Linked DNA regions of Homo sapiens: region 1 is linked to region 2. A link is a loop called in an ENCODE intact Hi-C map of the cell type or tissue named here. Cell type or tissue: sigmoid colon. All regions are shown on one strand. Region 1 overlaps AMOTL1 (angiomotin like 1). Region 2 holds the start of PIWIL4-AS1 (PIWIL4 antisense RNA 1).

Evidence for each region. Peaks named below come from ENCODE experiments on the same cell type or tissue, not always from the same donor. Only the 100,000 strongest peaks of a DNase experiment are listed, where the experiment ranks them.
Region 1: it touches region 2 in a loop (8-fold over the local background); 3 of 110 quality-filtered maps call a loop at or near these places.

The regions. Positions count from the first base shown.
Region 1 is chr11:94,874,489-94,879,488 of GRCh38, forward strand. AMOTL1 (angiomotin like 1) reads left to right here. Exons shown (of 13, transcript NM_130847.3): 13 at 1-2,260. Among named protein-coding and RNA genes, the nearest start is that of CWC15, 97 kb to the right of the region's middle. RefSeq lists an enhancer at 1,936-2,447. In sigmoid colon, a CTCF peak has its summit at 2,315 (motif pointing left); DNase peaks (open chromatin) are centred at 2,373 and 3,185; H3K27ac peaks cover 658 bases.
Region 2 is chr11:94,739,054-94,744,053 of GRCh38, forward strand. It overlaps PIWIL4-AS1 (PIWIL4 antisense RNA 1), which reads right to left and starts at 1,302. Exons shown (of 5, transcript NR_135093.1): 1 at 1,165-1,302. It also overlaps a transcript of AMOTL1 not described here. In sigmoid colon, a CTCF peak has its summit at 2,480; DNase peaks (open chromatin) are centred at 1,378, 1,850 and 2,178; H3K4me3 peaks cover 1,826 bases.

The DNA.
Region 1 (5,000 bases), 140 kb after region 2:
TTTGACTCCACAAGGCTTGGCATGGATACCAAAACAGTTGCAACAAATTAGTTCTGAACCTGGAACAGAGAATTCAGTGCTTCTGTTACTCAGGAAGGAGGTGTTCAGAATGCCCCGTGCAGAGCAGCCAGTCATTACTCTTGTTTGTTCTCACCTGGGTGCGCACCCTCATGATGCAGTGGCTGTAGCACCTTCATGCCAGGTGCTGAGAGAATGGGAAATTCTTCCTCCCCATTGACCTGAGTCCCAGAGACTTAGGGACACAGACTTCAGGTGAGGCTGCGGACCTCAGAAGCAGTGGATAATAGATTGGGGCATTAAAAGCTTTTGAGGCAGGGGGCTCATGTTTTGACTGCAGGGAGTTATGCTGAGCAAAGAGATGTGTTTTTCAAAACCAGGGTTCAAAACCAGTGTCCACGCTGGAGTAAGTGGAGCATGCTTCTCTGTGTTCTCTGAATGATCTTGCACTCCTCTTAAGCAAAGGAGTACCATGACCATAGTCAGTGGGATCCCACAAATGTTCTTAAATGGGTAAGGCTTTAAGTAGCCAGAGAGTATCCAGCCTACCATTGGCTTCTCCACATCCTAAAACCTGAGACAGCCTTGGTATATGCTTTATAAATGTTTCTTTTCTTGTTGTTTAAGTAATTAAAGTGTTTAAAATGTCTTCATTAGATGTGACGATTGTTTAATGAGTTTGCCTCTGACGTGTGGCTCCATGGGAGATAGGCAAAGTAATTAAGAAGTTACCAGAAATTGGTCGGCTGGGGAAATGCAAAAGTTAGCATTTCAGTAGTGAATTTCTCCTGGAACAAATGAGCAATTTTTCCTCTTTCTCTTAAGTAGTATACCCTTTTCTCACTTAGTAATTTAATGGTATATAAAGACATGTGTATAAGTGAGTGCATACATATGAGGTATGACTATAGGGTTGTTTGTGGGAATTTCTTTTCCTAACATACAGAAGATCAAAGTGTTCATCTCACCCCGCCCTCCTTAAAAGGTGTCTTTTGGGAGACTATGTGCTCATTGACTATAGTGCTGCCAAGTAAAAATATCTTGGGAACTCTTCTACTAGAATGGCCTTCAGGGCTTGGCATGTTCCTTTGGTTTACCCTTAGAGATGAGAAATCCTCCTCCTTTGAGGATGGATTTAAGTTCTGGAAATAATCTCAAGTGCTTGATAGCACAGTTGGATGAAAAAAGATGGCAATTAAGGTAAGTTACACCATTTTTGTTTCTAAAAAAATCCCTAAGAAATTTCTTGGAATGAGTCTTTGGCCTCAGAGCCTCTCAAAGTGTCCACTTCAAGGGGGGATCATCCTCATTAGCACACAGATTTTTAAAAATCAATTCTCTTGCCATGCCTCCTATGTGTTCACATCTCTGCATACACTACAGATATAAGTGCATAATCATTCATATAAACATCTGGTAGGTATTCTGTAAAACTGTGTTTACTTTAGTGCATGTTATTGTCATGTTATGATGTGACTGGGGTGTTTCTTTGTCATGAAACTTTGCTTCTTCACAGAATTAGAATACTGCTCTCTCTATATTGAACTACATATACAGCGTTTTCTTGTATCAGCCCCCAAAGTCTGGATGCCCGGTGTTGTGTTTACATGTGATTGTGCCTAGGAGTCTGTTCACATAGAGACACCTGTAAGTATTTATTACAAAACGGAATGTAAGCAAATATATCCACATTGGTTTTATTTGAATCAAGGTGTTTTTTTGTTTTTTGTTTTTTTTCCTTTTGAGGAGGAACAGGGAGCCTCCTCCTCCATGAGCACTTACAGAATTGTGTAAAATTCTGTGAAACAGTGGTAAGCATGGGCACCCGATTTCAGCTGTCCTGCTGCCGCTGCCCTCCAACCTGCTCTGTGTGTGTGTGTCGCTGTGCTTGGTGGCAGTGTGCCGTGCTCGTGCCGGCTCTTCCCAGCAGACTGGTATCTGGCTGTAACGTTTGACGTCTTCATATTGCCAGTCTGTATTGAGGGGTGATGTACATGGCCATACAGCCAAATGGGTCTGTGTACCAGTGTGGGGATTCCAAGAACACTGCCTGTCCCCCACAGCAAATATTGATGCTGTTGGTCAGCCAAAGATTTTCCTCTCCTTTGCTGCTTAAACTTGTGCCTTAATATTGTACATAATAAATGGATAAAATGGCAAAATGACTCTTTTCTCTCGCTTGCTCCTTTCTTCCTTAAAGAACTTATAAACTGATGCTCAATAAATGTTTCATTTCATTGTACCCCACTTAATGTTTTGCTTCAGAGGCCCTCGGCTCCCCCCTTGTGGGCCTCACGCTGACACCAACACGCAGCTCTTGACTCTGAGGAGGAAATGAATCATCCAGACCATCGCAGCTTGCAGCCCGCCCACTCCTGGCTCCTCCAGACAAATAAGGAGAAAGGAAACGCAGGGAGACTGTGTGCCTGGGTGTCCACTTTGATCACATGTGAGTGTCCACTTTTGAGGTTCCTTAGTTCAGAGCCTGCAAATGATCACTGTAAACTGGCTCTGTCTCAGGAATTCACCCAGGCAGCCTGGAGTCAGCCATGGCTCTCTGAGCCTGAGGATGGAAATGGGAGATGGGAGCTGTTTTGTCAGTGTCTTGGGGTCACAGGAGAAGAAAGCGGGACTTTGGTGGGAAGGAGTCACACGGTAAATGGGCGAAATCCAGGCCAGGAGCCTCAGAGACTGAAGCAGAACAGAGTAAGACTCATGAGAATCTCCACATGAAGGCCCCTCCCCTGGGATCACTGTGTTTAAGAGAGAGTGGTTCCTGCTGTTTATTCTCTGGTCATGCCTTTTCAGCGAAAGCCTGTCTCCTCACCCACCCCCAGCCCTAGCATAGGAAAAGCTTCCTTGATGTGAGCTCTGGGGGAGTGTGAAGGATGCATCTCTAGCCCCCGAGTAATCATCAGTGTGATTTATATGCATTATCTTCTTCAGTCACAACAACCTCGTCATCATCCCCACTTTAAACCCCAGGAGACTGAAACTCAAACAACCCTGGGCAAGTAATGTGCAAAAGATGGCAGGGTGGGGATTTGAACCCAGGTCTACCTGTTGCAGAGTCAAGGGACTTGCATGTGCAAGTTGGGTGGATGCTGGGAGGCAGGAGGCTCATGCTCCTGTCTGCCTGGCTTCTTGTCTGTCCTGCTTCTACCCCGAGGACTCCTCTGCAGGGAGCGCCATCTGTGTGCGTGTGCAAATATGACTCAATTCACGTAAAGATGCACTCTTGCAGCTCCCCAGTCTCTACCTGTCAGGATGACTCCAGGAAGACAGCTGGAGTACTGCATTTGTGTTTAGGGTTTGTATGACCCTTCCGAGTTGTCACCTTCCCACGCTGATCCCACATGTGTACATCATGCGAGCCACCCCCTGAGCTCTGACCTTTCTCTTGGCCCCTTGTACACCCCAGGAGAGAAGTTCTCAATCCCAGCAGTTCTTTGTAGTCATTCCAAGTGGTACACGTCTGTGCCCTGAAGGAACACTGGCCTCCATTCTGACATCTGGGCTGGGGCCTCAGGAACCACAAGAGATAGCAATGTGTTTTAAGTTGCGCAGGCCCATCGTGATAAGGAATTAGGTCACAAATGGGAAATAAATCAGAAGCAATGAAATTCCTTTCTTAAAGTTCTGTGTTGTCAAAATAAAAGAAGCTTTCTGTCATAAAAAAATGTCATTATGGTTTACTGTTTCTGTTGCCTTTTTATCAAGCATGACAGGGTATCTTTGATGTGCTTCCTTTATCTGCCTCTGTTCCTGGCAGGTAGACATCCCGAGACCATTCCAAGTGAGCCAGGACTCCCTCTCTTGGTGAGTCTATCATCCTCAAAGTTCCTCTCTTTTTAGAATATTGAGAGATATATAGGTAATTTTTTAAATTGAATCTGGAGTTTATGGGAACCTGGGAAGCCCTCCATATCTGATGTGGAGTTCTATCAAAGGGTAACTCTCCCCAAGTTTTTGGAGACTCATAATGTGTATACAGATAATATAAGGATCATAGACTACATCGTTGAGTGCTTTGGAGTATAGTAATATGAATTATAGTCCTATTGTTAGAAACTAACAGTGCCTAACTTTGTGTCCTGATGGGTTTTGCCTCTCTGAATGTGCAAGGGAGGCAGGATCTAAGTTTTATTGAATTGGCTTTGGAATAATATTTCATCTTAAGAACCCCAGAGGTAGGTATTATGGGACATTATTACCCCTGCACGTCAAATGAGGAAACAGACTCAAGAGAAGTGAGGTGTGCACTTGGGCTCTGCAGTAGAAGCCAGGCCTGCTCATTTCTAAAGCTTTTGTTCTCTCTCTGCACTGAATTGTTGCCTTTGACTTTAGTTGTGTGTTTTTGTTTTTTTTTATGGTTTGCTTGTGTTTGTTTTTAATCGCTCTAAAGAGAATTGGTAAGCAGATGGCTAACTGAAAAAACATTATTGAGGCCCTTGTTGGAAATGTGACTTTTTTTTCGGCCAAAGTCATATACCGGACAGAAAGTCTGGATCAGTAGCTCTGGTCCGTGAGATGTATACTTAATCTTTACCTGCTAGATTTTGTTTACTAACATTCACCTGGTAGGTAGCATGGTGGAGAAGGGACCAACAGGCAGAAGCTGTGTCAGGTCTGCACAGGGGCTGGGGACCTGCTCTTGGTTTTCCCCAGGTACCTTGTGAAGCCACAGAACTTGTGGCCCAGGAGTGCTGAGTGTAAAATGGAAGTGTCTGTGAGTCTAATGAAATTCTTGATTGTACCTGACAGGCATCTATGCCTGGTTTCCCGATCACCTGAACCTTGGTGCCTTCCCTTCCATATACATGGCTCTGCTTCTGCCCCATCTACTCAGTCATCTCTGCTAGGGTCCCCAGTCACCTTGGGCTCCTCCCCCACTCTCTCCTTTAGCTAGTTGGTCACCTGTTCCTGCCTACTTCACCCTCCCATGTTGCTTCTGTACTTTTATTTTCTCCATCCCCATGGCC
Region 2 (5,000 bases):
TTATCTTCAAGAAATGAGGTAGAACAACCAGAGGATCCATAGATGGCTGAAATAAGTAGAGGAGGCAAGTAATGCAGCCTGTTATTTTCAAGGAAAGCCAGGTATGGGTCAGAGCACAACACTGAAAGAAACATTCAGAGAGGAGGCTGAGGATATATAGATTTTGCTAGCGATGAACCATGAGTTCCAGAGGACAAATGGGAGGATTCTAGGAGTTGGGAGGGGATGGAGTGATGAGTGCAAACCCTCACCCAAACATATTTAATTCCTGGATTTGGGAGCTCAGATTATAAGAAGCAGGAAAAAGAAGAGGTTGGAGAGATAGGCTCAGCAGCTCAAGAATGCTGCCTTGCTTGGGGAGGACAGCCCCACCCCTGCTTCCCTGGGCTCCCTAAGCAATGCTGGCCGAAGGGGCTTTCTGTCCTTCATGGTGATTTGTAAACCAAAAACTGACAGTGGAAAAGCCAGAGATGGCTGAGTGTTTACAGGATGAGAGCACATTGGCTCAGATCGGGGCCCTTAGGCTGCTGCAGCTGGTGCTCTGATCACTTTGAGACAATAGAAGGCCCCCAGGAGGCTGCCCAGACTGTTGACCCTCCAATAGTCCTCCAAGGATGGAGAAAGGACAACCATTTCCATACTTGTTCCTTCCTTCCCACTGACCCTGTTATGGGCCATCAGCTGCGGGGCTCTCTCTGGAGCACACCCCAAGTCCAGCACCCTCGCCCCCTTAATGCAGAGCAGTCACAGTCAGTCCTGGGGGCTGGGGGGAGATACATAACACATCTGTCCAAGTTATCAGGCTACTGACTCAGAGGGGGAGGTTCTCACAGTGTTACATTAATTATTTTAGAATTTACAGTTCTCAGAGCATAACCATTGCTTCTACATTCTGTATTTGAAAGCAGTCAATCTTTTATAGAGTAGAAGGAGCACTGCTCTTCTCTCCTCCCCCACTTCTCCCTCACATACCCCTACCATAATGATGTCACGCATAAATTAACAACTTCTCAGCCTCGGTTTCCCAACCTGTGCAATGCAGCTCATATTACTTTGCCCACTTGAGCCAGGTGATCTCTTGAAGAGTAGGAAATAATGTTGGACTGGAGTTGGAATTCTGGTTCCAAAAGGAGGGGATTGGGGGGCATTTGGGTCTCCTCCTACCTTTCTGCAAGCTCTGAAAATCGTCCATCTCCTCAGGAGAAGCCCACAGAACAAACGATTTCCCAAGCATCAGAGGAGGGCAGACATAACATAACAGAGCAGGGAATCGGGTTAGAACGGGTTATGCTCTGATTTTTTGGAAAATGGGCAAACGGGGCGGGGACTAGGGAGGATTCCGCCAGCCGGGAGTTGGGAGGCCGCGCGCGCCTCTGCGGAGCGTGACGGCCACGGTCGCCTAGCAACGAGCGGGGATGCGCGGGGCGCCTGGGTGGGCGAGGGGTGCTCGCCGCCGCCGCCGCGCGCCCTCGGGCCCCCGGGACCGCGGGAAAACTTCGCGGCTCCTCGGCGCTGGGGCGTCGGCGCCAGGCCCGGCAGACAGAGCAATGCGCCCCGCGGGCTGAGGGCAGAGGATGCGGCCGCGGCCCAGCGCCCGGCCGGGGGAGCCGCGGGGTGGCACGCGGGGAAAGTTGGCGCGCGCCTGACCGCGCCTGGAAGCCGCGCGGTGCCAGGGCCGAGTTGTCCCCCAAGTTTCTGCGGCGATTTGTCACTCCCTGGGGATCTGGCGGTCTGAATCCCGCGGGGCCTCCGGCTCAGGGATTCTGAGCGCTGGGAGAGAGAAGCCCGCGCTTTTCCCGGGGACCTGCGCTTGAGCTGGTGCTTGTGCGGGTTCGTCCTGAATGGTAGCGATTCGAGTTGTTTTCTGCTTTTCTTCTCCCCCAGACAGTGAGTTTGTGGAAGCCTCGCCCGCATCCTACAGCCCAGACGAGTTAGGTAAGTCTGCTCATTTTGTCTTTTATTTCTTGGTCGCAATTCTGCCCGAGAACTGCGAGTTTGGGGGGCGTCCATAGGAACTCAGCTAGGGATGGGGCTGGGGTTGGAGGGCGGAGGGAAAGGGTCAGGGGACACCTGCTGCCTTCGCGGCCGGAACCGGCCTTTCCTCGGCGCTGTGCTTTCGGGGGTGGCAGGGCAAGTGTCCAATGAGCCGTGCGTGTGTGTGTGTGTGCGTGCGTGTGCGTGTGTGTGTGTGTGAGTGCGTGTGTGTGCGTGTTCGTCTGGGGCAGTGGTGCTGCTCCGAGGAGCCTGGCACAGCAAACTTCCAGAGCTGGGGCTTCTGAAACCTGCGCTCATCTTGCCGGGAGGACACAGCGGCGACTGGTTCTGACTTGCCAAGTACCTGGCACGAGAAGGACGTCGTGTGGGTCGTCCTTACCCTGAATTTAATGAAGTCAGGGGCTGAAAACGGCGGTGTAATCATTAAACTGTAAGACCTAGGAGCTGCTTCCCTCCCTGATTTCTATTCCTCAGTTAGCCTGTAGGTGTCTCGAGATAGGACATTCCATCCTCATGCCTGTCATGGTAAGTGGAGATTTGCGATGGGTGAACCGGGACACTCTTGTCAAGAGACAGGCTGAAGAGAGAGTGAAGAGAAGGAAATGCGAATGGGCAGGATCTCTCTAACTCTTCCTGCCACCCATTCTCACTCGGTGGCTTAGTGGCTCTCTTTTTTTTTTCTTCTGCTTTCAAGGTTAGTTTAGCTGCTACTGGTCTGGGCTATCAAGTCTCTCCTTACTGTTCTTTCATCACTAGCCTGAATATCTTGCCTTCCTAAGATGAAATGAAAGGATTTATTTTATGATATATGTTGACAGTAAAGGAGGAGGGGAACTGTCCACAAACAGCGGTTTAAATATGTTTATCCTCAGTAACACACTCAGCTGTGGCACCCTGTCCCTGGTCAGCTTCTTGTGCTGGGAAGAATGTCCTCATCAAGTCCCACAGGACCTGAAGCAAAATTCCACCTCAACAACGACTTTCATTCATTTCTAGGAGCCAAGCGCCCAAAATAGATCTGGATCAAGGTTGGCATTCTGTGGCTGGGAGGAGTACCATGTTTTATTCAGAGGATGTGTTTCTGACAAGTTGCGAGGCAATCACATCTCTATCAGTGGAATTGTAGACTAAATGCATGAGCAAAACTAGCTTTTAAGACATACTGTGGTGAATCATTTTATGAAATGAAAGTGACATCTAAACCATAGCTTTTCATGATGTGATTTATTAAGAGGACAGGTACTCGATGATCTGCTCCACGCATGTATAATTGTATGTTAATGACACCAGCATTGACACTCCACAGTGCGACGAAGCCATTTGGTCCTCTTAAATTGTACATAAACATAAGCAATGGTAGGATGAGCATTGCTTGCTCTGGGAAATCAGACTGTATAACTACTAAATTGTTTGCCTTCACAGAATGATTTGTGCTTCAGGAAGGCCCAGGTATTTGACCCTTTTTCATCTCCATATCTCCCTCTGGGACTTACAGACTGGACTGCCCCCATGAGGCACTGATAAATATGAGTATCCTTTCAAATTAGCAGTAGAAAATAAAAAACAATGTTTTTTTCTCTTCAGCTCCCCTATGGTAAAAGCCCAGTTTCTCATGAGGAGATTAGAGTGTGTGTCTTAGTCCATTTGTGTTGTTATATCAAAAACAGATTGGGTAGTTTGTAAACAGCAGAAATTTATTTCTCACAAGTTCTGGAGGCTGGGAATTCTAAGATCAAGAAACTGGCAGGTTCAGTGTCTGGTGAGGGCCTGCTTCCTGGTTCATAGATGTCTATCTTCTCACTGTGTCCTCAACATGGCAGAAAAGGGCCAGGGAGCTCTTGCGGTCTCTTTTCTAAGTGCCCTAATCCCTCTGGTGAGAGCTCCACCCTTATGACCTAATCACTTCCCAAAGGCCTCACCTCCAAATACCATCACATTGAGGATTAGGTTTCAATACATGAATTTTGAGGGGATATAAATATTCAGTCTATAGCAGCGTGATGGGAACCATGGGGTTCCCTTCTGGGATCTGGGCTTGCAGGGTGATAGAGAAAATAAAACAGAAGCCTGAGAGTTTGAGATCAAGGTTCTAGCTTTCACCCTGCTCCAGCTTCTTTAATAGACATGTTAACTAGCCTCAGTTTCCTTATCTGCAAAAAGCGGGGGTTGTGCCCGGGGATCCCTAAGGCGTCTTCCAGTTCTATTTTCACCTCTTAAAGTGCTGTGAGGGGCTGTAAGCCAAAGGAGGCCTATAGCCATTGGGTATTCATTGTTTATATTCATGTGCTGTGCTGTTTGGGTACTTGGTGTCCCCAAGGGTTATTCTCTCCATGACAGGGCAGCTCTCTGGATCAGACTGCCTTGTTTTCATGCTATTCAGGTCAAAGACGGAGCTGTCATTTCTCCCTTGGAAAGAGTCATGGTGGTTTTTTGGTGCTTTTCTTAGACACACAGCAGGAAAAATGCCTTTTACAGCAGTTGATGAGCTTGTCAAGCAGCCATTCTTTCGGGAGCACAGATGAGCACAGGTTCACTCCTGGCCGGAATATAAGAAGAAGCAGAGCAAAGTTAAAAGAAAATTATTTCTCTACTCACAATACTTCTTTTTTTTTTTTTTTTTTTTTTTTTGTGACGGTGTCTCGCTCTGTCGCCCAGATGGGAGTGCAATGGCATGATCTCGGCTTACTGCAACCTCTGTCTCCTGGGTTCAACCTATTCTCCTGCCTCAGCCTCCCAACTAGCTGGGATTACAGGTGCCCGCCACCATGCCCAGCTAATTTTTGGAAATTTAGTAGAGACAGGGTTTTGCCATGTTAGCCAGGCTGGTCTCGAACTCCTGACCTCTGGTGATCTGCCCTCTTCTGTCGGCCTCCCAAAGTGCTAGGATTACAGGCGTGAGCCACTGTGCCTGGCCTGTACTCACAATACTTCTGACACCCAATGTGTGGGTTTTCCACACCAAGTAATTCTTAAATATTTTGCAGCCACCAACCAGATGTCCTAGA